Regions from separate parts of the Homo sapiens genome. Here region 2 is linked to region 1. Evidence: chromatin loops called from intact Hi-C (ENCODE). Cell type or tissue: CD4-positive, alpha-beta T cell. All regions are shown on one strand. Links, peaks and the distances in the headings refer to the core of each region. The heading gives the core; the rest is flanking DNA. Region 1 holds the start of CFHR1 (complement factor H related 1). Region 2 holds the start of CFHR2 (complement factor H related 2).

Evidence for each region. Hi-C counts contacts between places; a loop is a spot of excess contacts. Peaks named below come from ENCODE experiments on the same cell type or tissue, not always from the same donor. Only the 100,000 strongest peaks of a DNase experiment are listed, where the experiment ranks them.
Region 2: it touches region 1 in a loop (14-fold over the local background); 5 of 110 quality-filtered maps call a loop at or near these places.

Annotation. Positions count from the first base shown.
Region 1 is chr1:196,803,791-196,820,306 of GRCh38, forward strand. CFHR1 (complement factor H related 1) reads left to right here and starts at 15,941. Exons shown (of 6, transcript NM_002113.3): 1 at 15,941-16,112. The coding sequence starts at 16,055. In CD4-positive, alpha-beta T cell, for the core only: no CTCF peak of the experiment used is centred there; no DNase peak of the experiment used is centred there.
Region 2 is chr1:196,931,788-196,948,303 of GRCh38, forward strand. It overlaps CFHR2 (complement factor H related 2), which reads left to right and starts at 11,951. Exons shown (of 5, transcript NM_005666.4): 1 at 11,951-12,151. The coding sequence starts at 12,094. LOC105371675 (a long non-coding RNA gene) reads right to left here and starts at 1,926. Exons shown (of 3, transcript XR_007066779.1): 1 at 1,670-1,926. RefSeq lists enhancers at 1,896-2,395, 9,996-10,496. In CD4-positive, alpha-beta T cell, for the core only: no CTCF peak of the experiment used is centred there; no DNase peak of the experiment used is centred there.

The sequences.
Region 1 (16,516 bases), core at 4,525-12,524:
TCTAAATACATATATATATATATATATATATATATATATATATATATATATATATATAAAACAAACTCTTGAGTCAAAGTCATATACTCCAAACTACACTCCTACAATTCATTCCAGATAATCTTCCTCTGAGGATTTTCCCTTCAGACAAAGAGTGGATTGGTAACACCCTGGCAATAAACATTTGTCATACCCTTCATCCTATCCTCCTTAAATTTCATGGTGCCTTTGCCATATCATGAAGAAGGAAAGAAGCTCAGTGTCCACTTCTGATACCACTCTGCCACTCCTACACTGCTAAGCTAACAGCAGTGATCTTGCTTTCAGAACTAGCAATTCACATTTTTACCTATCATTATGTTAACTGCTGAAAATTATTTAACACAGCATTAATGTCAACAGCATAGTGAGAATTGTGACTCTTATGTGTAGTGTCTGATTATCCTAATCTTCACCTTGAATTCATATGTTTAAGGGAGATGACTCAATGAGTGTCTGTGACCTCTGAAGTTCTTCCATCTCCTTTCCTTTATTAGTTGATGAGCTCCCTCAGCTGCATCTTATGAAATCCAGTTATTTATTATACTTATTTTAGATGAACAACCTAAAAAATGTGATTTGAGCACTTAACTCAGATTCTTATTTATCTTCAATCTGGTGTACACCTAAAGATTCTCTTGCAAGAATTTTAACAAGGGTCAAATTATCAGTCTTCTATGAAATTACAGAAAATATCACAGACTTGTTTTTAAAACTTTTCTTAAAGAAACAGGCAGAAAACTGTCAAAAACATGGGTGAGCGCTACCGAGGTAGAGAAATAAAACATTACTCTTTCATTAGATACAATTAAACTTTGAAAACACATTTAAATATGATTTCTAAAATAGGTAAGACTTGGTTACATTTGATGACACCAATAAAGATGAACTAGGTAAGTAATCATAATGGAGTACATTCTTAAATGCAATTATTTTTATGACACATACGTACCTCAGAGTGGAGATAAATTAAAATATTAGTATGTAATGTATCATAGTTACTATGTTTTGCAGATTAAAGATGTCCACAAATAATTTGAAAATCCTCTGATTAAGTGACCTATTTCCCCATCATCTTGAACTTGTGCTAACCCATGACTTTTCTGACCAATAGGATATGGTATAAGTATCTCTATGCCAGTTACGGATGTAAGCTTTAAAAAAATAGCAGCTTCTGCCTTGGTGTCTTGTAGCTTCTAATCAGCATGAGAGAATTCTGGGTACCCTGTAGAGAGGCCCTGAGAGTGACAGGAGTCACCTAAACCCCAAATTTCACTTGTTGCTGGCAAAGCACCAAATATGTGACTGAAGACATATTGAACCCTCCACCGCAGAAGATTAACCAGATGAATAACAATGAATGTCTCCATTAATACACAGAAAATAAAAGATTTATCCATTTGATCCCCACCAAAATTCTATGCCCCATAGAATTGTGAGATGTCATTAAATGGTATATTAGAAAAGAAGAAATATCTCAAAACACTAACCTAAGTTCCAACTTAAGAAGGTAGGAAATCATGAATATTAGTGTATAAATCAATGAAGCAAGTGCAATATAGAAAAAACTGTTTTCTTAATCTTCTCAAAGAATGAATAAAACCAATCAAAGTTAGTTCTTTGAGAAGAATAAATGATATATTTCTAGCAAGAACAATGAAGAAAAAAAGAAGAAACAAATTACCTGTCATTTGGCATAGTATAGGGCATTGACTGACATGGTTCCAATAGTTGAAGGGTATACAATTATTTTAACTTCTGAAATGTCCAAAGTGTCAGGGTTTTGTCTGAAAAACACACCAAAAAAAAGAGAATACCCAAAAGAGTTCCATTATTAAATGGAAATTTTATATGAAGGAAAATTCTACAAGAAGGTACAGCAATGGCCTTGGTCATATTCATGAGCAAATACCTCCTCTTTTTCTGGGACTCACTCTAGAGACTGCTGAAGCTCTGTCTTAGGCTACTGAAGGAAAAGTTTAAAGGGATTCTCCATTAGAACACCTGCTGCCAGAGGCTAGATGATTATCCTGTCTTTCTGATGGCAGTTCATAAATGAATGGTTACTACTCTACCTGGAAAGTTGTGGCAGATCCTCATGGGTAAATATAAGACTAAAGGAATTCAATAGGGTAAACTTTAATGTGTTTTCTCGCTATTATGGAAGACATTGAGGACATAAAAGGCCAGATCACATGGGTTGATACCAATTCATGACCAGTGATTAATTAATGCAAAAATAGTTGATTCAAGTACTTGTTGCCCGAGATACTACCTTTATGGGAATTAAAAAGACAAATCAAACTGGGACAAGCTGATGCCCACCAAAATAAAAACTCTACCAGGATTGGAAAGCGACTGGAGTCAACAAATAGGTATTTCGGTTCATTACCTAGAAGTAACTACTTATATACATGAAAGGAATGGTCACAGAAGGACCTAAACCAACAGAAGCACCAGAAAAGGTATAAATTGTTTACCATAATGGTCCAGTTTCTTAGCAAGATAGGTAAGATTTAAAAATTCATTAGGACATATCCACTGGGGTGATGGCCCAGCATACAGCTAGTAAATAGATTATATTTGATGTTCGTTCTTAACACCAGGAAGATTTAAGCAAGCTTTGAAGGCCACTAAAACGTATTTGAGACTTGGTTTTTTTCATGGAAGTTAAATCTAACGTATGAAAATTAAATAATCTGAATTGTTTTTGCCCACCAAGTTATATTCTTCTGATCAAGGAAGCTATTTTACAGCACGTGATATACAACAATGGGCAAATAAACACCACATCGAATATATATATCATATCCTTTATCTTCTGCAGAGTAGTGGAAATATTTGAAATCATTAATTGAAATACCTGCCAAAAATAAAGACTGGGGCAGATAGGTCAGTAATAAAGGATGAAAGAGCTGGTTTACTTGTTTTCAAGTTGTGCATTAAAATTAAACATGAGATAATCATGTGGTTTTGTTTTTAGTTCTGGTTTCTGTGATGAATAACATTTATTGATTCATGTTTGTTGAGCCAACCTTGCACCACAGGAATAAAGCCTACTTGATTGTGGTGTATTAGCGTTTTGATATGCTGCCAGATTCAGTTTGATCAGATTTTGTTGACTATTTTTGCATCTATGTTCATCAAGGATATTGACCAGAAGTTTTCCTTTTCAGCTGTGTCTCTGCCAGGTTTTGGCATTAGGTGATGCTGGCCTCATAGAATGATTTAGGAAGGAGTCCCTCCTCCTCAATTTTTTGGAATAGTTTCAGTAGGAATGATACCAGCTCTTCCTTTCATATCTGGTAGAATTTGCCTGTGAATCCGTCTGGTCCTGGGCTTTTGCTGGTTGGTAGGCTTTTAATTACTGATTCAATTTTGGAACTCATTTTTGCTTGGCTTGGAGATTGAATCTAAATGTCCATCAACGGTAGATTGGATTTTTAAGATGTGGTACACATTTACCATGGAATACTGTGCAGCCGTAAAATATAGTGAGATAATGTCCTTTGCACGAACAGAGATGGAGCTGGAGGCCGTTATCTAAGCAAACTAACACAGGAACAGAAAACCAAATACCGTATGTTGTCACTTATAAGTGAAAGCTAAACACTGAGTACATATGGATACCAAGAAGAGAACAACAGATACTTGAGGGTGGAGGATGGGAGGAGAGTGAAGATTTAACAAGCCACCTTTTGAGTACTATGCTTATTACCTAAGTGACAAAATAATTTGCACACCAAACCCCTCTGACATGCCATTTACCTATGTAGCAAACCTGCACATGTGCTCCTGAATCTAAAATAAAAGTAAAACATAAAATTAAAATAAAAAGTTAAACATGGGAGAAACCAAAGATGATTTACTATTAGATAAATTTCCTAGATAGAGTGGTAGAAGTAAGAACGATTTGGGGATGAAACCGGCACTTATCTACAAGTCTTTTCAAACACAGCACAATTTTCTTCTTTTCTGCCTTACCCCATAATTTCTGAGTCCAGTTTAAAATGAACAGTTCTTGACACATCACTCATATTTAAACAGGAGTTACTGTCTATAGTTTTTAATTTAAATGAATTCAGAAGGGATTGGTGGGCCAGATGAAGGACTGGCAAATGACAGTCATGGGGAACTGTGGCCTGCTGCCTATTTTTGTAGGGCTCTGACTACAATGGTTTTTACATTTTGACATCTTTTTAAAATTAAAGTAAGAAAAATCATTTGATAATTAAAATATTCATAAAATTTATATGAAATTTACATATTTGTGTCCATAAAGTTTTATTGGAACACAACCATGTTCACTAGTTTACGTATTCCCCATGTTACACTATCAGGGCCAACAGAGTAGTTGCAACAGAGATCACAGAAGCTAGAATGTCCCGTCCTCTCACCTGGCCTAACCGGGCCTTCAGGTGGAAATGCTTTGTTACCAAGTAGAGGTAACAGGCCAGTAAGTTTGTACATTTCTAATCCTATCCCATGTGAATGAAAATAAACCAAGAAAGAAGCCTTAGCAAGATTGTTATTTCCAGTGAATAGGTTAACTCCATGGTCAAACCTGATATTTCTTTTTGGAGAGGAAAGTTTGGGTTAAAATAAGTGATAGATAAAAAGAAGGTGACATAATTGCCTAAATAAGAGATCTAACAAATATACTATTTAAAGGGAAAAATCAAACATAACTTTGCTTCTAGAGAGTCTTACAGCAAAAAAATAATTTTCTCTCTTACCTTTTAGTCTGATGTCTGTTACAGTGAAATACCTTGTCTCACAAAGACCCTACTGAGAGGCGACAGTGTGCTGGCAGCCCTCGCAGCCTTCACTCGCTTTTGGTGCCTCCTCGGCCTCGGCACCCACTCTGGCCGCTATTGAGGAGCCCTTCAGCCCACTGCACTGTGGGAGCCCCTTTCTGGGCTGGCTGAGGCCAGAGCTGGCTCCCTCAGCTTGCGGGGAGGTGTGGAGTGAGAGGCCCGGAGGGAGAGACATGGGCAGGAACCCGGGCTGCCCACAGAGCTTGTGGGCCAGGAGGACTTCCAGGTGGGTGTGGGATCTGCAGGCCCACACTTGGAATGGCCGGCCAGCACAGCCAGCCCGGGCAGTGAGGGGCTTAGCACCCAGGCCAGCAGCTGCAGAGGGTGATCCGGGTCCCCCAGCAGTGCCAGCAGGCCAGCGCAGAGCTCGAACTCTCACCAGGCCTCAGCTGCCTCCCTGTGGGGCAGGGCTTGGGACCTGCAGCCAGCCATGCCTGAGCCACCCCGCTGCCATGGGCTCCTGTGCAGCCAGAGCCTCCCTGACGAGCACTGCCCGCTGCTCCGCAGCGCCCGTTCCCATTAACCGCCCAAGGGCTGAGGAGTGCGGGTGCAGGGTGCAGGACTGGCAGGCAGCTCTGCCTGCAGCCAGCTGTGGGATCCACTAGGTGAAGCCAGCTGGGCTCCTGAGTCTAGTGGGGACTTGGCGAACCTTTATGTCTGGCTAAGGGATTGTAGATACACCAATCAGCACTGTGTGTCCAGCTCAAGGTTTGTAAATGCACCAAGCAGCACTCTGTGTCTGGCTCCAGGTTTGTGAATGCACCAATCAGCACTCTGTATGTGGCTAATCTGGTGGGGACTTGGAGAACCTTTATGTCTAGCTAAGGGATTGTAAATAAACCAATCAGCACTCTGTGTCTAGCTCAAGGTAAACGCACCAATCAGCACCCTGTCAAAACAGACCAATCAGCTCTCTGTAAAACAGACCAATCAGCTTTCTGTAAAATGGACCAATCAGCAGGATGTGCGTGGGGCCAGATAAGGGATAAACGCAGGCTGCCCCAGCCAGCAGTGGCAACCCTCGGGGGTCCAGTTCTACACTGTTCTTTCCCTCTTTGCAATAAATCTTGCTGCTGCTCACTCTTTGGTTCCACACTGCATTTATGAGCTGTAACACTCACTGCAGAGGTCTGCAGCTTCACTCTTGAGGCCAGCCAGTGAGACCACGAACCCACTAAGAGGAACGAACAACTCCAGATGGGAGGAACGAACAACTCCAGATGGGAGGAACGAACAACACCAGACATCCCACCTTAAGAGCTGTGACACTCACTGAAGGTCTGCAGCTTCACTCCTGAAGCCAGTGAGACCACGAACCCACCAGAAGGAAGAAGCTCCAAACGTGTGAACATCAGAAGGAACAAACTCCAGATGCATCACCTTTAAGAACTGTAACACTCACCGCGAGGGTCCGCGGCTTCATTCTTGAAGTCAGTGAGACCAAGAACCCACTAATTCCAGACACACTACCATTACTAAAACAAAATGCCATGGATCTGGGAAGCAGCAGGCTTGAGCAACATCATTACTGGAGTGATGTATAGCATATGCTTCAGTGAAACAAAGGAAATTCAGGTTTCTCACACACACACATGCTGATGTGGTTTGTATCTGTAGAAAAAATGCATCCTGTATGACCCAGTGGTGGTAGGACAAAGAAGTCTGCGTGTGAGTTCTATGGATGGATCCCTCAACGAACAACCCTCTCCTACTGCTGCTGTGCCCTTTGCCTGTGATACAGCCTTTTTGTGAGCATAAGTTGTTTGAGTCCTGTGAATTCCTTCAGCAATCCAACACCAACATTCTTACCACCTGGTAAGACTAAACAACTTAATATATATAAAAGCAAATAAAATACTTCTACATGAAAACTATCCCAATAAATGTCTATGTCTTTCATTAAATACTGCTTCAGTCATTAAATAATGTATATTTGTAGGAGTACATCTGCATCTCTGAGTTTCATCTGCAAAATGGAGATGACATTTTTGAAATCAGAATTTAATTCACAAATGTATGTAAATAGGTTTTAGTATACTGGGCATTTAACAATACTTATAACCATATAGTAAGTATTCAATAAATCGAAGCTACTGTTATCATTTATATTATTCAAAGGAAAACAGAGTTGGTCAGTAGAAACCTACTTTTTCTTTTTGCATCAGCCTATGTAACAAGAAATTTTTTCTCCTGCAACTTGATCACACAGGTCAGCAGCAGTGAGTTAAAGGCAGCTTATAGATATAACAGATACAAAATCCCACATATAAAAACTATAACAATATAATAAGCACATTAATAGAAAAAGATGAAAGACACTACAAGAATTTAGACAAAAAATAAACACCCTCTTGGAGGCCAGGAAATAGATCTGAAAGGAGATGATATTTCATGTGAGGTTCAAACTTGCATATAATTTTGGTAGGTAGATGCGGAGAAAATCAATACTTAGGAGAAACAGAATGTGAAAGACCAACAACAAGATAAAGAAAAAACATAATTGGGAAGTTTCAAAAAGTTAGCATGACTAAAACTCAGGGTATTCACTGTGATGAGTGATGTGAGGTATGGAATCAGAAAAGATTTTAAGATTTTATAGACCTGACAAGAAGACTGAACTTTACTCAGAGAGTGATCAGGGAGCCATGGATGGATTTTAAGCAAGTGAGATGCATAGACAGACGGACCACGGTTTCATGAGCGTGGAGACTGAATTACAGTCAGGAAGTCAGGAGTTAACAATATAGAATGTTCAGATAGGAGCAGCACTATTTGAGACATCAGTTTCTACCGTGTGTGATTTGTAATATCCAGTACAATATCTATGCAAAATGAATTTGACATTTATTGAGACATAAGAAATACTTTTTTTAAGTATCAGGTTTCTTACTTCATAAAGGTGAAATACTAAAATATTTGAGAATACAAAAATGGGCATTTGTAGCCCCAATAAACATCAAATTCAAGAAGAAAATTAATTGGAAATTCCATGCAAATCATGTACAATAAAAAATTATAATATTAAAAACTGATTCAATTTACTGAGAAAATCAGTGATGTTCCAGTAGAAAGGTACAGGCATAAATAATTCATACAGTTAAAGCAAAATAGTAAACAAGTAAATGGAAAGTGTTCAAAAAATGTAAATACTTTTGTAAAAAACAGTAGAATGTTTTATTATAAAATTAGTAAGATTAAATATTTAAGCCTATACAGTTATGGTAGAAACAGTTTACATATACATAGTTTGAGTCAGCATAAACAGATATGTATAGGTTTATAAACAACATGCTAGGGTTTAACCAGAACCTAAAAAAATGCACCAATATTTTGTCTTTTCCTTCCCACTACTCAAAATTTACGTAAATAACTTTTTAAAATATTATTTACAAACAATTTTTCTGCAACTTCACTATAACCAGAAAAACTGAGAGCACTCTTATTACCCAAAAAGAAATATTAAATTATATGACAGGAGTTGTAAATACTTAAGCTTACATTAAAATAAAATCATATTAATGGTTTTAAATATAACATGAAATGTAAAATCTCTATACTGTTCTTAAATGATTTTAAAACTATCCACAAATATGCAAGAAAATAGAAAATCCTTGAGAGTGGTTGACAGACAAACAAGAAAGATACTGAAGTGTAAAGCTTGACTGTTTTGGGAACAAAAAGTTATCCTGATTGAGTTGAAAAAAGGCTGAAGAAGGAAATGAAGGTGTTTTCCATTAGCAACCATTCATAAATTACTTTCAGGGCACCAAACATGATATAAAACATCTGAGAGCATTTTTAGTAAACTTGCACAATTCTGCTATGAGACATATTTTTCTAAAATGGTTTGGTCTTGAGCATCAGTAGGAAGAATATGTCCTGTAAGTAAAGGATGGGATGTATAGGAAGGACTTTATGGAGTACAGCTGGAGAATGCTGGAGCTCTTAGCAACGGAGGAAGCTATGGATTAGGTAAACTCTTGCATGATCAGCTTACATGATCCCTGGAGGAAAATAGCATGAGTAGGACATCACAACCTGTTCTCATTTCTTTGCTCAGTTAGTAGGTAAAAGTCAAGTCATTATCCATTAAAACTTATCAACTGATGGAACACAATGGGCACCGAAAACAGAGAACACAAAACAAATAAAAAAGATGAAAATAAAATGTGTTGAAGTTTGTAAAATTATACAGGATTTTAGAAATAAATTAATGTTTGTACTTTATATGTGCATAAATAAATCAATTAAAAGTTTTTCAGTTTTTTTTGAGACAGGGTCTCACTCTGTGCTGATGTCAATTCCCTGGTCTCAGTTATTGTACTTGATAATACATGGGAGGGCATAATCTACTGAAATTACTTAAAATAAGAAACAGAAAAACAAAAGGAAAATCTAAGTTTCCAAATTAGAAGAATGGAAGAAATATTCAGCAAAAAAATTGGAAAATAATTGTTGAGTACTGCTTCAAAAAAGAATAGACAAGAGAAGATACTGTTAATTCAACTAAAAATTGGCACTAGCTCTGTGAAAATTAACTCTGTGCTCATAAATAAATGATAACATCCCCTAGATTCAGACAAGCCAGTATTTAAATGTCAGAGAGTTTAGAAGAAGCCATCAAAACATTGACATGGTGAAGCCTTTCAGACAGAAGAGAAACCAGGAGAATGTGTTGTTCCATAGACCATGTGAAGCAGGTATTTCAAAATGGAAGGATGGGAAACTCATGTGAATTTTTGCTGATTATTCAGTTTCAACCAATGGATTTGATTACAAAGAAGATATTGATGACTGTTACAAGAGAGGTTTAAGTGTAGTGGTGGGAATGAAAAAATGAAATGAGGCAGAAATTGTAGCTAATACATTGGAGTCATTGTATTATAAAATGAGAAGAGAATTGGGAGCTTACTAGAAAGAGATTTGGTTCCACAAAGGATTTTTTGAGCTTTTTTTGTTGTTGTTGCTCTTTAAGATGGAAGATGTTTGGTATTTTCGCATATTGGCAGAAATAATTTGAAAAATGGAGAAATTAATGATAACAGTTGAGAGGGAATAATTGAAAGAGCAAAATCCTTGCATAGAAAAGAGGGGATCAAATCTGGTAGAGACCATAACAGGATAGGAGTAAGGATCAACATCCAGTGAAACAGGAGACAATGCAAAAAAGGATGTGTGTGAACAGCAGGTAGTTTTCTTCTGATTGCTTCTATATCTAGATGAAAAAAATAAATAAAGTCATTAGCAAAGTACAAGGTGAGGACTGATGGTTAAGGAGGGAGATAATAAAACAGAGGAGGAGAAAGGAAGTGTCAAAATCATTTAGGCCTATGATCATTAATTTAAAGCAAGGCAAGTCAGCACCGTTGCATTTGGTTTTTTTTTTCAACTCTTCATAATGTAAACCTTTATTTATTTATTTATCTTTATTATTATGCTTTAAGTTCTAGGGTACATGTGCACAATGTGCAAGTTTGCTACATAGGTATAAATGTGCCATGTTGGTTTGCTGCACCCATCAACTCGTCATTTACATTAGGTATTTATCCTAATGCTATCACTCCCCCTGCCCCCCACCCCATGATAGGCCCTGGTGTGTGATGTCCCCCGCCCTGTGTCTAAGTGTTCTCATTGTTCAATTCCCACCTATGAATGAGAACATGCGGTGTTTGGTTTTCTGTCCTTGTGATAGTTTGCTGGGAATGATGGTTTCCAGTTTCATCCATGTCCCTTCAAAGGACATGAACTCATCCTTTTTATGGCTGCATAGTATTCCATGGTGTATATGTGCCACAGTTTCTTAATCCAGTCTACCACTGATGGACATTTGGGCTAGTTCCAAGCCTTTGCAATTGAGAATAGTGCCATGATAAACATACGTGTGCATGTGTCTTTATAGTAGCATGATTTATAATCCTTTGGGTATATATACCCAGTAATGGGATGGCTGGGTCAAATGGTATTTCTAGTTCTAGATCCTTGAGGAATTGCCACACTGTCTTCCACAATGGTTGAACTAATTTACACTCCTAGCAACAGTGTAAAAGTGTTCCTATTTGTCCACATCCTCTCCAGCATTTGGTGTTTCCTGACTTATTAATGGTCGCCATTCTAAATGGTGTGAGATGGTATCTCATTGCCATTTTGATTTGCATTTCTCTGATGACCAGTGATGATGAGCATTTTTTCATGTGTCTGTTGGCTGAATAAATATCTTCTTTTGAGAAGAGTCTGTTCTTATCCTTTGCCCACTTTTTGATGGGTTTGTTTTTTTCTTCTAAATTTGTTAAGTTCTTTGTAGATTCTGGCTATCAGCCGTTTATCAGATGGGTAGATTGCAAAAATTTTCTCCCATTCTGTAGGTTGCCCGTTCACCCTGATGGTAGTTTCTTTTGCTGTGCACAAGTTCTTCAGTGTAATTAGATCCCATTTGTCTATTTTGGCTTTTGTTGCCATTGCTTTTGGTGTTTTAGTGATGAAGTCCTTGCCCGTGCCTATGTCCTGAATGGTATGGCTTAGGTTTTCTTTTTGGGTTTTTATGGTTTTGGGTCTAACATTTAAGTCTTTAATCCATCTTGAATTAATTTTTGTATAAGGTGTAAGGAAGGGATCCAGTTTCAGCTTTCTATATATGGCTAGCCAGTTTTCCCAACACCATTTAAGAAATAGGAAATCCTTTCTCCATTTCTTGTTTTTCTCAGGTTTGTCAAAGATCAGATGGTTGTAGATGTGTGGTGTTATTTCTGAGGCCTCTGTTCTGGTCCATTGGTCTATATCTCTGTTTTGGTACCGGTACCATGCTGTACCATGCTGTTTTGGTTACTGTAGCATAGTTTGAAGTCAGGTAGCTTGAAGCCTCCAGCTTTGTTCTTTTTGCTTAGGATTGCTTTGGTAATGAGGGCTCTTTTTTGGTTCCATATGAACTTTAAAGTAGTTTAGTCCAATTCTGTGAAGAAAGACATTAGTAGCTTGATGGGAATGGCATTGAATCTATAAATCACCTTGGGCAGTATGGCCATTTTCACAATATTGATTCTTCCTATCCATGAGCATGAAATGTTCTTCCATTTGTTTGTGTCCTTTTTTATTTCGTTGAGCAGTGGATCATAGTTCTCCATGAAGAGGTCCGTCCTTCACATCCCTTGTAAGTTGGATTCCTAGGTATTTTATTCTCCTTGTAGCAATTGTGAGTGAGAGTTCACTCATGATTTGACTTTCTGCTTGTCTGTTATTGGTGTGTAGGAAAGCTTGTGATTTTTGCACATTGACTTTGTATCCTGAGACTTTGCTGAAGTTGCTTACCAGCCTAAGGAGATTTTGGGCTGAGACGATGGGGTTTTCTAAATACACAATCATGTCATCTGCAAACAGAGACAATTTGACTTCCTCTTTTCCTAATTGAATACCCTTTATTTCTTTCTCTTGACGGAAATCCCCGGCCAGAACTTCCAAAACTATGTTGAATAGGAGTGGTGAGAGAGGACATCCCTGTCGTGTGTCAGTTTTCAAAGGGAATGCTTCCAGTTTTTGCCCATTTAGAATGATATTCGCTGAGGGTTTGTCATAAATAGCTCTTATTATTTTGAGATGCATTCCATCAATACCTAGTTCCCCGAGAGTTTTTAGCATGAAGGGCTGTTGAATTTTGTTGAAGGCCTTTTCTGCATCTATCGAGATAATCATGTGGTTTTTGTCTTTGGTTCTGTTTATGTGGTGGAGTATGTGTATTGATTTGCATATGTTTAACCAGCCTTGCATCCTAGAGATGAGGCCGACTTGATCGTGGTGGATAAGCTTTTTGATGTGCTGCTGGATTCCGTTTGCCAGTATTTTATTGAGGATTTTCGCATCAATGTTCATCAGGGATATTGGTCTAAAATTCTATTTTTTTGTTGTGTCTCTGCCAGGTTTTGGTGTCAGGATGATGTTGGCCTCATAAAATGAGTTAGGGAGGAGTCCCGCTTTTTGTATTGATTGGAATAGTTTCAGAAGGAATGGTACCAGCTCCTCTTTGTACCTTTGGTAGAATTCAGCTGTAAATCCATCTGCTCCTGGACTTTTTTTGGTTGGTAGGACATTAATTATTGCCTCAATTTCAGAACCTGTTATTGGTCTATTCAGACATTCAAATTCTTCCTGGTTTAGTCTTGGGAGGATGTATGTGTTCAGGAATTTATCCATTTCTTCTAGATTGTCTAGTTTATTTGCATAGAGGTGTTTATAGTATTCTCTGATGGTAGTTTGTATTTCTGTGGGATCGGTGGTGATATCCCCTTTATCATTTTTTATTGCATCTATTTGATTCCTTTCTCTTTTCTTCTTTATTAGTATTGCTAGGGGTATATTAATTTTGTTGATTCTTTCAAATTTTCAGCTTTTCTGCTCTGGTTTCTCCCCATCTTTGTGGTTTTTACCTACCTTTGGTCTTTGATGTTGGTGACCTTCAGATGGGGTTTTGGTGTGGATGTCCTTTTTGTTGATGTTGATGCTATTCCTTTCTGTTTGTTAGTTTTCCTTCTAACAATCAGGTCCCTCAGCTGCAGGTCTGTTGGATTTTGCTGGAGGTCCACTCCAGACCCTGTTTCCTGGGTATCACCAGCAGAGGCTGTAGAATAGCAAATATTGCAGAACAGCAAATATTGCTGCCTGATCCTTCCTCTGGAAGCTTTGTCCCAGAGGGGCACTTGCCTGTATGAGGTGTAAGTCGTCGCCTACTGGGAGGTTGTCTCCCAGTTAGGCTACATAGGGGTCAGGGACCCACTTGAGGAGGCAGTCTGTCTGTTCTCAGAGCTCAAATGCCATGCTGGGAGAACCACCTCACTCTTCAGAGCTGTCAGACAGGGACGTTTAAAGTTTGCTGCCTTTTGTTTAGCTATGCCCTGCCCCCAGAGGTGGGGTCTACAGAGGCAGCAGGCCTAGCTGTGCTGCAGTGGGCTCCACCCAGTTCAAGCTTTCAGGCCACTTTGTTTACCTACTCAAGCCTCAGCAATAGCGGATGCCCCTCCCCCCACCAGGCTGTTGCCTCACAGGTTGATCTCAGACTGCTGCACTAGCAGTCAGCAAGGCTCCGTGGGTGTGGGACCCACCGAACCAGGAGCAGGAGAGTGTCTCCTGGTCTGCCGTTTACTAAGACCCTCGGAAAAGTGCAGTATTTGGGCAGGAATGTCCCATTTTTCCCAGGTGCAGTCTGCCATGGCTTCCCTTGGCTAGGAAAGGGAAATCCCCTGACCCCTTGCACTTCCAGGGTGAGGCAATGCCCCGCCCAGTTTCGGCTCCCCCTCCATGTGCTGTACCCACTGTCCAACCAGTCCCAATGAGATGAACCAGGTACCTCAATTGGAAATACAGAAATCTCCCATCCTCTGCGCTGGTCACGCTGGGAGCTGCAGACCAGAGCTGTTCCTATTCAGCCATCTTGGAGCGGTGACCGCATTTGTTTTTCTTGTAGACACACTCTGCTGCTTCAGTTCAGAGACAGGGCAGGCAGAGAATTTATTTGCAAAGGTTTGAGGTTTTCTAAAACTTGGATTACAGATAGAAAGAAAGGAATGGGCAGGAGAGTGTGTGCAAGGGATTGACTTACAGTGATGAACCATTGAATCTAATTTGGGTATGGTGGGAAGAGAGAAAGTGAAGGGAAAAGAATAGTGAAAAAGCATCAGTGTCATTGAATGGTTGGAACAAATTTAGTAGAGTAAGTGAGCTAAAAAGATTGTTGAAATGGTCTAGAGTGTGACACTTTAGATAATTTAGGTAGTTTAATTGGAAATGATAAGGTTTAGATAGACTAGAATCAATAGTGGAGACTAGTAGCTCACAGAGACTTCTCTGGTTTCTTGATTGAACATAGCTATATGCATTCCCATTGACTTCTGAACCACCATCAGTAAGTTTCATCTTAGTGGAAGTCCTTAGGCTGTCCCTTTCTCCAAATTTTGCCATTAAATTTTTGACTGACTGGCCACTTTGTTGCTTGCCCCAGCTAATATCCTCTACACATACTAATCTTCTCTACTTGCTTCCCACTGTAACCTCTTTATATTCAATAGGATCCTTGGGCAGGGAATTTTCCACGCTATAAAGTCACTCCCCTCCAGTGGAGCAGCAGAGTTTCCAGTCCACACAGACTGCTTGCCTACCCAGGGTTCAACTTCTGAGCCACAGAACTGAGCTGTGAGACAAAGGTGGATAAAAGCATCCACTCTTTTTTACTGAGATTTATGTGGACTTTCTGGAATAAATATTTCCCAACAGTATGCTCTTTGGCCAATTTCTAGAGATTATTTTTATAATTTTATCCAGTTTTATTGCTGCCTTTTGGTGGTGAGTGAATATACCAAGACCCAGAAATACCCATTCTCAAAGTCCCATCAGAACAAAATTATTTTGAAGTAAAATTTGTTCAACAATTTTGGGAACCATTACATACCAAAAATTATTCTTGATTTGACTTTTTATAGTCTAAAAATATGAAAACTATTAAGAAGTTACCTCATTCTTTTTTTTTTTTTTTTTTTTTTGAGACGGAGTCTCGCTCTGTCACCCTGGCTGGAGGGGAGTGGTGCGATCTCAGCTCACTGCGAACTCCGCCTCCCGAGTTCACGCCATTCTCCTGCCTCAGCCTCCCAAGTAGCTGGGACTACAGGCACCTACCACCACGCCCAGCTAATTTTTGTATTTTCAGTAGAGATGGGGTTTCACCATGTTAGCCAGGATGGTCTGAAGTTACCTCATTCTTAATACCAGTTTTAAGTGGAATTTATAACTAGAACAGTGATGCTGTTATGTTAAGATGAGGACTGATCACCTTCACTTGCTTGCCTACTGATGTAGCTGAACTCTTGGCTAGAAAAAAGAAGGGGCTTCCTCTTTCCTCTTCAATGGCCCATTTCTGAATATTCCAAACTCAGAGACTCAGGGACCACAACAAGGAAATTGAACAGCTTTTATTTTGCTCAAGTTAATATTACATGATAAACTCAGAGTATTATTGTGAAAACACTGATTAGACACTATTTGCTTATTTTGCACAACCCTCCATGAACTTTGATGTTTACCACAAAGGACTTTACTAAACTAGCTTCCAGTTAGTACACTGAAATTCAAAGTCATGCTCATAACTGTTAATGAAAGCAGATTCAAAGCAACACCACCACCACTGAAGTATTTTTAGTTATATAAGATTGGAACTACCAAGCATGTGGCTCCTGGTCAGTGTAATTCTAATCTCACGGATATCCTCTGTTGGGGGAGAAGGTAAGTTCAAAACAGACCTGAATATTTAGTTCCTTTTTCAGATACATTTATCGGTTTTTGTGTGTATGCTTACATATTTTTAAATGAATAAATGGATGAAAATATTTTAAATGAGTTATAATATTAATCTATTTTATGGAAATACTTTCTAACATGCAATTAGCAGGAAAATAGAATAAAATTAGTTCTCTCCATCCTCTAAGTTGCAAAGGTAAATGGCCACCAAATAGAGAATGTAAAGAGGAATTAAATGAGGGAAAACCTGCTATACTAACGGTGGCAAGGTGAAGTATTAGTGTAATTCTGCATACACTCTGCAATGCCACTAACTAGAACAATCAATCTCAAAAAGATTTGGCCACCTTCAAAATGCTTTTTGGATTTTAGTTTCCTAGATTTGATCA
Region 2 (16,516 bases), core at 6,139-14,138, 130 kb after region 1:
TTAGCGTTTTGATATGCTGCCAGATTCAGTTTGATCAGATTTTGTTGACTATTTTTGCATCTATGTTCATCAAGGATATTGACCAGAAGTTTTCCTTTTCAGCTGTGTCTCTGCCAGGTTTTGGCATTAGGGTGATGTTGGCCTCATAGAATGATTTAGGAAGGAGTACCTCCTCCTCAATTTTTTGGAATAGTTTCAGTAGGAATGATACCAGCTCTTCCTTTCATATCTGGTAGAATTTGCCTGTGAATCCGTCTGGTCCCGGGCTTTTGCTGGTTTGTAGGCTTTTAATTACTGATTCAATTTTGGAACTCATTTTTGCTTGGCTTGAAGATTGAATCTAAATGTCCATCAATGGTAGATTGGATTTTTAAAATGTGGTACACATTTACCATGGAATACTGTGCAGCCATAAAATATAGTGAGATAATGTCCTTTGCAGGAACAGAGATGGAGCTGGAGGCCATTAACTAAGCAAACTAACACAGGAACAGAAAACCAAATACCGTATGTTGTCACTTATAAGTGAAAGCTAAACACTGAATACATATGGATACAAAGAAGAGAACAACAGATACTTGAGGGTGGAGGATGGGAGGAGAGTGAAGATTTAACAAGCCACCTTTGACTACTATGCTTATTACCTAAGTGACAAAATAATTTGCACACCAAACCCCTCTGACATGCCATTTACCTATGTAGAAAACCTGCACATGTGCTCCCGAATCTAAAATAAAAGTAAAACATAAAATTAAAATAAAAAGTTAAACATGGGAGAAAGCAAAGATGATTTACTATTAGATAAATTTCCTAGATAGAGTGGTAGAGGTAAGAACGATTTGGGGATGAAACCAGCACTTATCTACAAATCTTTTCAAACACATCACAATTTTCTTCTTTTCTGCCTTTACCCATAATTTCTGAGTCCAGTTTAAAATGAACAGTTCTTGAAGCATCACTCATATTTAAACAGGAGTTACTGTCTATAGTTTTTAATTTAAATGAATTCAGAAGGGATTGGTGGGCCAGATGAAGGACTGGCAAATGACAGTCATGGGGAACTGTGGCCTGCTGCCTATTTTTGTAGGGCTCTGACTACAATGGTTTTTACATTTTGATATCTTTTTAAAATTAAAGTAAGAAAAATCATTTGATAATTAAAATATTCATAAAATTTATATGAAATTTACATATTTGTGTCCATAAAGTTTTATTGGAACACAACCATGTTCACTAGTTTACATATTCCCCATGGCTGTTTTTACACTATCAGGGCCAACAGAGTAGTTGCAACAGAGACCACAGAAGCTAGAATGTCCCGTCCTCTCACCTGGCCTAACCGGGCCTTCAGGTGGAAATGTTTTGTTACCAAGTAGAGGTAACAGGCCAGTAAGTTTGTACATTTCTAATCCTATCCCATGTGAATGAAAATAAACCAAGAAAGAAGCCTTAGCAAGATTCTTATTTCCAGTGAATAGGTTAACTCCATGGTCAAACCTGATATTTCTTTTTGGAGAGGAAAGTTTGGGTTAAAATAAGTGATAGATAAAAAGAAGGTGACATAATTGCCTAAATAAGAGATCTAACAAATATACTATTTAAAGGGAAAAATCAAACATAACTTTGCTTCTAGAGAGTCTTACAGCAAAAAAATAATTTTCTCTCTTACCTTTTAGTCTGATGTCTGTTACAGTGAAATACCTTGTCTCTCAAAGACCCTACTGAGAGGCGACAATGTGCTGGCAGCCCTCGCAGCCCTCGCAGCCCTCACTCGCTTTTGGTGCCTCCTCGGCCTTGGTGCCCACTCTGGTCGCTATTGAGGAGCCCTTCAGCCCGCTGCACTGTGGGAGCCCCTTTCTGGGCTGGCTGAGGCCGGAGCCGGCTCCCTCAGCTTGTGGGGAGGTATGGAGTGAGAGCCCCGGAAGGAGAGACGTGGGCGGGAACCCGGGCTGCGCCGCGGAGCTTGTGGGCCAGGAGGACTTCCGGGTGGGTGTGGTATCTGCGGGCCCGCACTTGGAATGGCCGGCCCGCGCAGCCGGCCCAGGCAGTGAGGGGCTTAGCACCCGGTCCAGCAGCTGCAGAGGGTTTTCTGGGTCCCCCAGCAGTGCCGGCAGGCCAGCGTGGAGCTTGAATTCTCGTGGGGCCTCAGCTGCCTCCCTGTGGGGCAGGGCTTGGGACCTGCAGCCAGCCATGCCTGAGCCACCCCACTGCCGTGGGCTCCTGTGCAGCCAGAGCCTCCCTGGCGAGAGCGGCCCCCTGCTCCGCAGTGCCCGTTCCCATTAACCGCCCAAGGGCTGAGGAGTGCAGGTGCAGGGCACAGGACTGGCAGGCAGCTCCCCCTGCAGCCAGGTGTGGGATCCACTAGGTCAAGGCAGCTGGGCTCCTGAGTCTAGTGGGGACTTGGCGAATCTTTATGTCTGGCTAAGGGATTGTAGATACACCAATCAGCACTGTGTGTCTAGCTCAAGGTTTGTAAATGCACCAAGCAGCCCTCTGTGTCTGGCTCCAGGTTTGTGTACGCACAAATCAGCACCCTGTATGTGGCTAATCTGGTGGGGACTTGGCGAACCTTTATGTCTAGCTAAGGGATTGTAAATACACCAATCAGCACTCTGTGTCTAGCTCCAGGTTTGTAAACGCAAGTAAAGGATGGGATGTATAGGAAGGACTTTATGGAGTACAGCTGGAGAATGCTGGAGCTCTTAGCAACAGAGGAAGCTATGGATTAGGTAAACTCTTGCATGATCATCTTACATGATCCCTGGAAGAAAATAGCATGAGTAGGACATCACAACCTGTTCTCATTTCTTTGCTCAGTTAGTAGGTAAAAGTCAAGTCATTATCCATTAAAACTTATCAACTGATGGAACACAATGGGCACCGAAAACAGAGAACACAAAACAAATAAAAAAGATGAAAATAAAATGTGTTGAAGTTTGTAAAATTATGCAGGATTTTAGAAATAAATTAATGTTTGTACTTTATATGTGCATAAATAAATCAATTAAAAGTTTTTCAGTTTTTTTTGAGACAGGGTCTCACTCTGTGCTGATGTCAATTCCCTGGTCTCAGTTATTGTACTTGATAATACATGGGAGGGCATAATCTACTGAAATTACTTAAAATAAGAAACAGAAAAACAAAAGGAAAATCTAAGTTTCCAAATTAGAAGAATGGAAGAAATATTCAGCAAAAAAATTGGAAAATAATTGTTGAGTACTGCTTCAAAAAAGAATAGACAAGAGAAGATACTGTTAATTCAACTAAAAATTGGCACTAGCTCTGTGAAAATTAACTCTGTGCTCATAAATAAATGATAACATCCCCTAGATTCAGACAAGCCAGTATTTAAATGTCAGAGAGTTTAGAAGAAGCCATCAAAACATTGACATGGTGAAGCCTTTCAAATAGAAGAGAAACCAGGAGAATGTGTTGTTCCATAGACCATGTGAGGCAGGTATTTCAAAATGGAAGGATGGGAAACTCATGTGAATTTTTGCTGATTATTCAGTTTCAACCAATGGATTTGATTACAAAGAAGATATTGATGACTGTTACAAGAGAGGTTTAAGTGTAGTGGTGGGAATGAAAAAATGAAATGAGGCAGAAATTGTAGCTAATACATTGGAGTCATTGTATTATAAAATGAGAAGAGAATTGGGAGATTACTAGAAAGAGATTTGGTTCCACAAAAGATTTTTTGAGCTTTTTTTGTTGTTGTTGCTCTTTAAGATGGAAGATGTTTGGTATTTTTGCATATTGGCAGAAATAATTTGAAAAATGGAGAAATTAATGATACAGTTGAGAGGGAATAATTGAAAGAGCAAAATCGTTGCATAGGAAAGAGGGGATCAAATCTGGTAGAGACCATAACAGGATAGGAGTAAGGATCAACATCCAGTGAAACAGGAGACAATGCAGAAAAGTATGTGTGTGAACAGCAGGTAGTTTTCTTCTGATTGCTTCTATATCTAGATGAAAAAAATAAATAAAGTCATTAGCAAAGTACAAGGTGCGGACTGATGGTTAAGGAGGGAGATAATAAAACAGAGGAGGAGAAAGGAAGTGTCAAAATCATTTAGGCCCATGATCATTAATTTAAAGCAAGGCAAGTCAGCACCGTTGCATTTGGTTTTTTTTTTCAACTTTTCATAATGTAAACCTTTATTTATTTATTTATCTTTATTATTATGCTTTAAGTTCTAGGGTACATGTGCACAATGTGCAAGTTTGCTACGTAGGTATAAATGTGCCATGTTGGTTTGCTGCACCCATCAACTCGTCATTTACATTAGGTATTTATCCTAATGCTATCACTCCCCCTGCCCCCCACCCCATGATAGGCCCTGGTGTGTGATGTCCCCCGCCCTGTGTCTAAGTGTTCTCATTGTTCAATTCCCACCTATGAATGAGAACATGCGGTGTTTGGTTTTCTGTCCTTGTGATAGTTTGCTGGGAATGATGGTTTCCAGTTTCATCCATGTCCCTTCAAAGGACATGAACTCATCCTTTTTATGGCTGCATAGTATTCCATGGTGTATATGTGCCACAGTTTCTTAATCCAGTCTACCACTGATGGACATTTGGGCTAGTTCCAAGCCTTTGCAATTGAGAATAGTGCCACGATAAACATACGTGTGCATGTGTCTTTATAGTAGCATGATTTATAATCCCTTGGGTATATATACCCAGTAATGGGATGGCTGGGTCAAATGGTATTTCTAGTTCTAGATCCTTGAGGAATTGCCACACTGTCTTCCACAATGGTTGAACTAATTTACACTCCTAGCAACAGTGTAAAAGTGTTCCTATTTGTCCACATCCTCTCCAGCATTTGGTGTTTCCTGACTTATTAATGGTCGCCATTCTAAATGGTGTGAGATGGTATCTCATTGCCGTTTTGATTTGCATTTCTCTGATGACCAGTGATGATGAGCATTTTTTCATGTGTCTGTTGGCTGAATAAATATCTTCTTTTGAGAAGAGTCTGTTCTTATCCTTTGCCCACTTTTTGATGGGTTTGTTTTTTTCTTCTAAATTTGTTAAGTTCTTTGTAGATTCTGGCTATCAGCCGTTTATCAGATGGGTAGATTGCAAAAAATTTTCTCCCATTCTGTAGGTTGCCCGTTCACCCTGATGGTAGTTTCTTTTGCTGTGCACAAGTTCTTTAGTGTAATTAGATCCCATTTGTCTATTTTGGCTTTTGTTGCCATTGCTTTTGGTGTTTTAGTGATGAAGTCCTTGCCCGTGCCTATGTCCTGAATGGTATGGCTTAGGTTTTCTTTTTGGGTTTTTATGGTTTTGGGTCTAACATTTAAGTCTTTAATCCATCTTGAATTAATTTTTGTATAAGGTGTAAGGAAGGGATCCAGTTTCAGCTTTCTATATATGGCTAGCCAGTTTTCCCAACACCATTTAAGAAATAGGAAATCCTTTCTCCATTTCTTGTTTTTCTCAGGTTTGTCAAAGATCAGATGGTTGTAGATGTGTGGTGTTATTTCTGAGGCCTCTGTTCTGGTCCATTGGTCTATATCTCTGTTTTGGTACCGGTACCATGCTGTACCATGCTGTTTTGGTTACTGTAGCATAGTTTGAAGTCAGGTAGCGTGAAGCTTCCAGCTTTGTTCTTTTTGCTTAGGATTGCTTTGGTAATGAGGGCTCTTTTTTGGTTCCATATGAACTTTAAAGTAGTTTTGTCCAATTCTGTGAAGAAAGACATTGGTAGCTTGATGGGAATGGCATTGAATCTATAAATCACCTTGGGCAGTATGGCCATTTTCACAATATTGATTCTTCCTATCCATGAGCATGAAATGTTCTTCCATTTGTTTGTGTCCTTTTTTATTTCGTTGAGCAGTGGATCATAGTTCTCCATGAAGAGGTCCTTCACATCCCTTGTAAGTTGGATTCCTAGGTATTTTATTCTCCTTGTAGCAATTGTGAGTGAGAGTTCACTCATGATTTGGCTTTCTGCTTGTCTGTTATTGGTGTGTAGGAAAGCTTGTGATTTTTGCACATTGACTTTGTATCCTGAGACTTTGCTGAAGTTGCTTACCAGCCTAAGGAGATTTTGGGCTGAGACGATGGGGTTTTCTAAATATACAATCATGTCATCTGCAAACAGAGACAATTTGACTTCCTCTTTTCCTAATTGAATACCCTTTGTTTCTTTCTCTTGACGGAAATCCCTGGCCAGAACTTCCAAAACTATGTTGAATAGGAGTGGTGAGAGAGGACATCCCTGTCGTGTGTCAGTTTTCAAAGGTAATGCTTCCAGTTTTTGCCCATTTAGAATGATATTCGCTGAGGATTTGTCATAAATAGCTCTTATTATTTTGAGATGTATTCCATCAATACCTAGTTCCCTGAGAGTTTTTAGCATGAAGGCTGTTGAATTTTGTTGAAGGCCTTTTCTGCATCTATTGAGATAATCATGTGGTTTTTGTCTTTGGTTCTGTTTATGTGGTGAAGTATGTTTATTGATTTGCATATGTTTAACCAGCCTTGCATCCTAGAGATGAGGCCGACTTGATCGTGGTGGATAAGCTTTTTGATGTGCTGCTGGATTCCGTTTGCCAGTATTTTATTGAGGATTTTTGCATCAATGTTCATCAGGGATATTGGTCTAAAATTCTATTTTTTTGTTGCGTCTCTGCCAGGTTTTGGTGTCAGGGTGATGTTGACCTCATAAAATGAGTTAGGGAGGAGTCCCGCTTTTTCTATTGATTGGAATAGTTTCAGAAGGAATGGTACCAGCTCCTCTTTGTACCTTTGGTAGAATTCAGCTGTAAATCCATCTGCTCCTGGACTTTTTTTGGTTGGTAGGACATTAATTATTGCCTCAATTTCAGAACCTGTTATTGGTCTATTCAGACATTCAAATTCTTCCTGGTTTAGTCTTGGGAGGATGTATGTGTTCAGGAATTTATCCATTTCTTCTAGATTGTCTAGTTTATTTGCGTAGAGGTGTTTATAGTATTCTCTGATGGTAGTTTGTATTTCTGTGGGATCGGTGGTGATATCCCCTTTATCATTTTTTATTGCGTCTATTTGATTCCTTTCTCTTTTCTTCTTTATTAGTATTGCTAGGGGTATGTTAATTTTGTTGATTCTTTCAAAAAACCAGTTCCTGGATTCCTTGATTTTTTGAAGGGTTTTTTGTGTGTCTATGTCCTTCAGTTCTGCTCTGATCTTAGTTATTTCTTGCCTTCTGCTAGCTTTTGAATTTGTTTGCTCTTGCTTGTCTACTTCTTTTAATTGTGAGGTTAAGGTGTCGATTTTAGATCTTTCCTGCTTTCTCTTGTGGGCATTTGATGCTATAAATTTCCCTCTCTATACTGCTTTAAATGTGTCCCAGAGATTCTGGTAAGTTGTGTCTTTGTTCTTCTTGGTTTCAAAGAACGTATTTATTTCTGCCTTCATTTCATTATTTGCCCAGTAGTCATTCAGGAGCAGGTTGTTCAGTTTCCTTGTAGTTGTGTGGTTTTGAGTGAGTTTCTTAATCCTGAGTTCTAATTTGATTGCACTGTGGTCTGAGAGACAGTTTGTTGTGATTTCTGTTCTTTTACGTTTGCTGAGGAGTGCTTTACTTCCAACTATGTGGTCAATTTTAGAATAAGTACGATGTGGTGCTGAGAAGAATGTATATTCTGTTGATTTGGGGTGGAGAGTTCTGTAGATTTCTATTAGGTCTGCTTGGTGTAGAGCTGAGTTCAAGTCCTGGATATCCTTCTCAACCATCTATCTCATTAATCTGTCTGATATTGACAGTGGGGTGTTAAAATCTCCCATTATTATTGTGTGGGAGTCTAAGCCTCTTTGTAGGTCTCTAAGGACTTGCTTAGAATCTGGGTGCTCCTGTATTGGGTGCATATATATTTAGGATAGTTAGCTCTTCTTGTTGAATTGATCCCTTTGCCATTATGTAATAGCCTTCTTTGTCTCTTTTGATCTTTGTTGGTTGAAAGTCTGTTTTATCAGAGACTAGGATTGCAACCCCTGCTTTTTTTTTGCTCTCCATTTGCTTGGTAGATATTCCTCCATCCTTTTATTCTGAGCCATGTGTGTCTCTGCACGTGAGATGGGTCTCCTGAATACAGCACGCTGATGGGTCTTGACTCTTTATCCAATTTGCCAGTCTGTGTCTTTTAATTGGGGCATTTAGCCCATTTACCTTTTAGGTTAATATTGTTATGTATGAATTTGATCCTGTCATTATGATGTTAGCTGGTTATTTTGCCCATTAATTGATGCAGTTTCTTCATAGCATCAATGGTCTTTACAATTTGGCATGTTTTTGCAGTGGCTGGTGTCAGTTGTTCCTTTCCATGTTTAGTGCTTCCTTCAGGAGCACTTGTAAGGCAGGCCTGGTGGTGACAAAATCTCTCAGCATTTGCTTGTCTGTAAAGGATTTTATTTCTCCTTCACTTATGAAGCTTAGTTTGGCTGGATATGAAATTCTGGGTTGAAAATTCTTTTAAGATTGTTGCGTATTGGCCCCCACTGTCTTCTGGCTTATAGATTTTCTGCTGAGAGATCCGCTGTTAGTCTGATGGGCTTCCCCTTGTGGGTAACCTGGCCTTTCTCTCTGGCTGCCCTTAACATTTTTTCCTTCATTTCACCCTTAGTGAATCTGACAGTTATGTGTCTTAGGGTTGCTCTTCTCAAGGAGTATCTTTGTGATGTTCTCTGTATTTCCTGAATTTGAATGTTGGCCTGCCATGCTAGGTTGGAGAAGTTCTCCTGGATGATATCCTGAAGAGTATTTTCCAACTTGGTTCCATTCTCCCCGTCACTTTCAGGTACACCAATCAAACGTAGATTTTGTCTTTTCACATAGTCCCATATTTCTTGGAGGCTTTGTTCATTCATTTTTACTCTTTTTTCTCTAAACTTCTCTTCTCACTTTATTTCATTAATTTGATCTTCAATCACTGATATCCTTTCTTCCACTTGATTGCATCAGCTATTGAAGCTTGTGCATGTGTCACGAAGTTCTCGTGCCATGGTGTTTAGCTCCATCAGGTCATTTAAGGTCTTCTCTATGCTGTTTATTCTAGTTAGCCATTCATCTAATCTTTTCTGAAGATTTTTAGCTTCCTTGCAATGGGCTCAAACATCCTCCTTTAGCTCGGAGAAGTTTGTTATTATTGACCTTCTGAAGCCTACTTCTGTCAACTCGTCAAAGTCATTTTCTGTCCAGCTTTGTCCCACGATCTTTGGAGGAGAAGAGGTGCTCTGGTTTTTCAAATTTTCAGCTTTTCTGCTCTAGTTTCTCCCCATCTTTGTGGTTTTTATCTACCTTTGGTCTTTGATGTTGGTGACCTACAGATGGGGTTTTGGTGTGGATGTCCTTTTTGTTGTTGTTGATGCTATTCCTTTCTGTTTGTTAGTTTTCCTTCTAACAGTCAGGTCCCTCAGCTGCAGGTCTGTTGGATTTTGCTGGAGGTCCACTCCAGACCCTGTTTGCCTGGGTATCACCAGCAGAGGCTGCAGAATAGCAAATATTGCAGAACAGCAAATATTGCTGCCTGATCCTTCCTCTGGAAGCTTTGTCCCAGAGGGGCACTCACCTGTATGAAGTGTAAGTTGTCCCCTACTGGAAGGTTGTCTCCCAGTTAGGCTACATGGGGGTCAGGGACCCACTTGAGAAGGCAGTCTGTCTGTTCTCAGAGCTCAAATGCCATGCTGGGAGAATCACCTCTCTCTTCAGAGCTGTCAGACAGGGACATTTAAAGTCTGCAGAAGTTTCTGCTCCCTTTTGTTTAGCTATGCCCTGCCCCCAGAGGTGGGGTCTACAGAGGCAGCAGGCCTAGCTGTGCTGCAGTGGGCTCCACCCAGTTCAAGCTTCCAGGCCACTTTGTTTACCTACTCAAGCCTCAGCAATAGCGAATGCCCCTCCCCCCACCAGGCTGTTGCCTCACAGGTTGATCTCAGACTGCTGCACTAGCAGTCAGCAAGGCTCCGTGGGTGTGGGACCCGCCGAGCCAGGAGCAGGAGAGTGTCTCCTGGTCTGTCGTTTACTAAGACCCTCGGAAAAGTGCAGTATTTGGGCAGGAATGTCCCATTTTTCCCAGGTGCAGTCTGCCATGGCTTCCCTTGGCTAGGAAAGGGAAATCCCCTGACCCCTTGCACTTCCAGGGTGAGGTGATGCCCCGCCCAGTTTCGGCTCCCCCTCCATGTGCTGCACCCACTGTCCAACCAGTCCCAGTGAGATGAACCAGGTACCTCAGTTGGAAATGCAGAAATCTCCCATCTTCTGCAGCTGGGAGCTGCAGACCAGAGCTGTTCCTATTCAGCCATCTTGGAGCGGTGACCGCATTTGTTTTTCTTGTAGACACACTCTGCTGCTTCAGTTCAGAGACAGGGCAGGCAGAGAATTTATTTGCAAAGGATTGAGGTTTTCTAAGACTTGGATTACAGAAAGAAAGAAAGGAATGGGCAGGAGAGTGTGTGCAAGGGATTGACTTACAGGGATGAACCATTGAATCTAATTTGGGTATGGTGGGAAGAGAGAAAGTGAAGGGAAAAGAATAGTGAAAAAGCATCAGTGTCATTGAATGATTGGAACAAATTTAGTAGAGTAAGTGAGCTAAAAAGATTGTGGAAATGGTCTAGAGTGTGACACCTAATATTTAGATAATTTAGGTAGTTTAATTGGAAATGATAAGGTTTAGATAGACTAGATTCAATAGTGGAGACTACTAATAGCTCACAGAGACTTCTCTGGTTTCTTGACTGAACATAGCTATATGCATTCCCATTGATTTCTGAACCACCATCAGTAAGTTTCATCTTAGTGGAAGTCCTTAGGCTGTCCCTTTCTCCAAATTTTGCCATTAAATTTTTGGCTGACTGGCCACTTTGTTGCTTGCCCCAGCTAATATCTTCTACACATATTAATCTTCTCTACTTGCTTCCCACTGTAACCTCTTTATATTCAACAGGATCCTTGGGCAGGGAATTTTCCACGCTATAAAGTCACTCCCCTCCAGTGGGGCAGCAGAGCTTCCAGTCCTCACAGCCTGCTTGCCTACCCAGGGTTCAACTTCTGAGCCACAGAACTGGGCTGTGAGACAAAGGTGGATAAAAGCAGCCACTCTTTTTTACTGAGATTTATGTGGACTTTCTGGAATAAATATTTCCCAACAGTATGCTCTTTGGCCAATTTCTAGAGATTATTTTTATAATTTTATCCAGTTTTATTGCTGCCTTTTGGTGGTGAGTGAATATACCAAGACCCAGAAATACCCATTCTCAAAGTCCCATCGGAACAAAATTATTCTGAAGTAAAATTGGTTCAACAATTTTGGGAACCATTACATACCAAAAATTATTCTTGATTTGACTTTTTATAGTCTACAAAATATGAAAACTATTAAGAAGTTACCTCATTCTTTTTTTTTTTTTTTTTTTGAGATGGAGTCTCGCTCTGTCACCCTGGCTGGAGGGGAGTGGTGCGATCTCAGCTCACTGTGAACTCCGCCTCCCGAGTTCACGCCATTCTCCTGCCTCAGCCTCCCAAGTAGCTGGGACTACAGGCACCTACCACCACGCCCAGCTAATTTTTGTATTTTCAGTAGAGATGGGGTTTCACCAGGTTAGCCAGGATGGTCTGAAGTTACCTCATTCTTAATACCAGTTTTAAGTGGAATTTATAACTAGAACAGTGATGCTGTTATGTTAAGATGAGGACTGATCACCTTCACTTGCTTGCCTACTGATGTAGCTGAACTCTTGGCTAGAAAAAAGAAGGGGCTTCCTCTTTCCTCTTCAATGGCCCATTTCTGAATATTCCAAACTCAGAGACTCAGGGACCACAACAAGGAAATTGAACAGCTTTTATTTTGCTCAAGTTAATATTACATGATAAACTCAGAGTATTATTGTGAAAACACTGATTAGACACTATTTGCTTATTTTGCACAACCCTCCATGAACTTTGATGTTTACCACAAAGGACTTTACTAAACTAGCTTCCAGTTAGTACACTGAAATTCAAAGTCATGCTCATAACTGTTAATGAAAGCAGATTCAAAGCAACACCACCACCACTGAAGTATTTTTAGTTATATAAGATTGGAACTACCAAGCATGTGGCTCCTGGTCAGTGTAATTCTAATCTCACGGATATCCTCTGTTGGGGGAGAAGGTAAGTTCAAAACAGACCTGAATATTTAGTTCCTTTTTCAGATACATTTATCGGTTTTTGTGTGTATGCTTACATATTTTTAAATGAATAAATGGATGAAAATATTTTAAATGAGTTATAATATTAATCTATTTTATGGAAATACTTTCTAACATGCAATTAGCAGGAAAATAGAATAAAATTAGTTATCTCCATCCTCTAAGTTGCAAAGGTAAATGGCCACCAAATAGAGAATGTAAAGAGGAATTAAATGAGGGAAAACCTGCTATACTAACGGTGGCAAGGTGAAGTATTAGTGTAATTCTGCATACACTCTGCAATGCCACTAACTAGAACAATCAATCTCAAAAAGATTTGGCCACCTTCAAAATGCTTTTTGGATTTTAGTTTCCTAGATTTGATCATTTAAATTTTAAAGGTCATTAAAATGGAGGAATTCCCATTTCAATCGAATTATCCTTCAACAGAGGGAAATATATTTTACTGAAACAATAGAAAATATCATTTATATATAAACCAGTGAACTGTCAAGAAATTGCTTCTTCTGAGCTCTTAAATGTTGAGAATGAAGTAATGTATCACCTCTTTATTAATACTACAAACGGCTTCTTATGATATTTTATAAATGGTCCCATTTTATTTCATGTTGAAATTAAGGCCACCATATCAAAGGAATTGCAAACAAAATCTCTACCAAGGTCTAGGATACTAATTAAACTATGTCTGTACTTGGAGTTTCGATCATTATGCTTTACCCTTTGATTTCCAAAAAGTTTTTACTTTACTGTTTTGCTGTTTCCTAATGTTTCCAGACCTTTGAACTTTTATTTGAACAGTTTCTCATCAGTCCTGACATAACAGAACAACATGAACAATAACATGCTTTCCTTTAAATATTTGCCCTTAGAAATGTTGCAAAATATTATTTCTATTGCTTGAAATTCATTTTTTTTTTGAGATGGACTTTCACTCTTGTTTCCCAGGCTGGAGTGCAATGGTGTGATTTCGGCTCACCACAACTTCCATCTCCTGGGTTCAAGCAATTCTCCTGCGTCAGCCTCCCAAGTGGCTAGGATTACAGGCATGCACCACCACGCCTGGCTAATTTTGTATTTTTAGTAGAGATGGGGTTTCTCCATGTTGGTCAGGCTGGTCTCGAACTCCCGACCTCAGGTGATCTGCCTGCCTCGGCCTCCCACAGTGTTGGGATTGCAGGCATAAGCCACCACGCCTAGCCCTTGAAATTCGTTTTATTTTGTTTTCACTTTTAGTGCTGAGTTGTAATCACAGGAGTGCGATTGTATGAGTGTATTTGATTTTTCTTAAGTCTGTGTTTATGGTATTTATTAAGTGGCTTATACACCTATTACACATGGCATTACATGAGGATTTCTAAATAGGGGGGTAGCAGAGGAAAATAAGTGAAAAATATGAGAGAAATATGTAGAATTTTGACAATTCCTAACCCTCCTCCCACCAAAAAAAAGTTCAAGCTTCAATCCAGTCTCTGGGAGAAACTTCAGTGAAATTCTATCTAAAGGTTGCCTAGATGTTAAATGATCTGTAAGTGTGTGTTACACTGTCATTTAGGTGTCTACTGAGAGACCTGCCAAACAGCAAAAACAACACACTGAAGCAACACATTTGTATACATAGAAAGCTGCATGCTTCCAGTAGCAAAATATTTATCAAGCACTATGTTGTGCTTCATGTAGCAAAGAAGCTGGAAGAAAATGACAACCCTAACCACACCTCACTGCAACTTACAGTGTCCTAAAGAAAAGCAAAATGTAAATAGGCAAATAAATTGCAAGGCTATATATAGGTGACTGTGAGTGAGTGTGTGTGTGTGTGTGTGTGTGTGTGTATAAACAGTCATGCATCACTTAATGATAGGGACACGTTCTGAGAAGTGCGTCCTTAGGCGATTTCCTTCTTATTCAAACATTATAGAGTGGACTTACACAAACCTAGGTTTTATAGCCTACTAGGTAACTAGGCCATATGGTATAGCCTGTCGCTCCTAGGCTGCAAACCTGTACAGCATGTTACTGTACTGAATACTGTGGGCAACTGTAGCACAATTGTAAGTATATGTTTATCTCAATATAGCAAAGTACAATAAAAATACAGTATAAAATATTAAAAACGGCAGACTTGTATAGGGCTTTTACCATGAATAGGGTGTGTAGGACTGAAAGTTGCTCTCAGTAAGTCATTACATGAGTGGTGAGTGAATGTGATGGCTTAGAACATCACCATACACGACTAGAGGTGGTATAAACACTGTATACTTAGGCTAAACTAATTTATTTTATTTATTTATTTACTTCAATAGTTTTGGGGGAGCAGGTGGTTTTTGGTTACATGGATAAGTTCTTCAGTGCTAATTACTGAGCTTTTGATGCACCCAGGATAGACTAAATTTATTTTAAACTTTTCTTCGATAATAAATTAACCTTAGTTTATGTTGACCTTTTTACTTCATCAACTTTAATTTTTATGTCTTTCGAGATAATATTTAGCTTAAAAAACATTGTAGAGATGTACAAAAGATTTTTTCTTTCTGTTCTTGTGCTATAAGCTTTTATCTTTTAAATATTTTACTTATTTATTTACTTTTTAAACCTTTTTGTTAAAAACAGACACAAACACACATATTAACCTCAGCCTACAAAGGGTTAGGATCATCAGTATCACTGTCTTCTTCCTCCGCTCTTGTCCCACTAGAAGATCTTCAGGGCAGTAACAGGCATGGAGCTGTCCTCTCCTATGATAACAAAGGTTTCTTCTGGAATAGTTCCTGAAGGATCTGCCTCAGGAAACATTAACCGTTTTACAGTTAATTTTTTTAACCAGTAGAAGAAGTTAACTATAAAATACTGATAACAATTATACTATATGAAATACATTAACCAGTAACACTTCTATATTGTCATCATCAAGTATTATGTACTGTACAAAATTGTGTGTGGCATATTTTTATGTGACTGGCAATGCTGTAGGTTTATTTACACCGGCATTGCCACAAACATGTGAGTAATATATTACACTGCTATGTTATGATGGCTATTAGGTGATAGGAATTTTTCAGCTACACTATAATCTTATGGGTCCACTGTCACATGAGCGATCAGTCATTGACCAAAATGTCATTATGTGGTGAATATCTGTACAACTGTATATATGTATGTGTGTGTGTGTGTGTGTGTGTGTATCCCAGAAGAAATATATTCATAATATTCTATCAGAATGTTGAGACAAGAAAAATTATTTTCTACTTTTGAAGTGGGTGGTTGTGTAAAGGAGGCTTGCAAGAAGACATTAACACTCCTAGCTAGCACCATTGCAGATATGCACAATGAATACTTGATGAATGTCATAGAGTTAATTCTGAAGCATAGGTACAATATAACTGGGTGATGAAAACCAAGTTATTCTGGATAGCAAAGAATATGTAAGTACAAATGTATGAAAATAAACTACTATAATTTTGGAGGAGTGAAGGATAACTAAAAGAGTTATGGTAGGTTAATACTATCAAGATGGGAGTCTTTCCCTCAATACCTTTACCAAAACTATCTAATGTCAAATTTTAAACAGTTAGATAATCAGTTTCACGTTTCACAAAGTGAAAATATTTCAAATATTGTGCAACATTAAACATTACTTCTAGACAGATGAAAAAGAGAAATTTCTGTTGATTTGTCAGCTTAATTTCTGCACACATCTTCCAAATAAGGTGAAAAATAAAATTATTTCTTATGCAACAGTACTATATTGCAACAATATCTTGACATAAAAACAAAGAGCAGTAATATATGAGGAACTATCTTGAGCTAAATACATACTCAAAGATAAAGTATATCAAACCCATGGAATGTACAACATCAAGAGTGAACCCCAACATAAACTATGAACTTTGGGTGATAATTATATTGACGGTGAGGGAGGTTATGCATGTGGTAGGGAAGAGGAAGTGGTATATAGAAATCTCTACCTTCCACTCAATTTTGCTGTGAAAAACTTGTTAATAAAATATAAAGTCTTATAAAAATATGTGTGTATATATATGAATGTGTACACAAAGAAAGAGTCAAAAAGTATGAAGATTTCACCCATTTTCTACATTGTTTTAATTTTTCCTGCACCATCGTGTATATGGATGTATATATACATATATACACTAGTCCTTTAGTATCCTCAAGGAATTGGTTCCAGGACTCTACCCACCCCCAGTAGATACCAAAATCCAAGGATATGCAAGTCTCTAAGACAGAATGATGTAGTATTTGTATATAACCTGTGTATATCCTCCCAAACAATTTATTTTATTTTATTTTAATTTTTTTTGAGGTAGAGTCT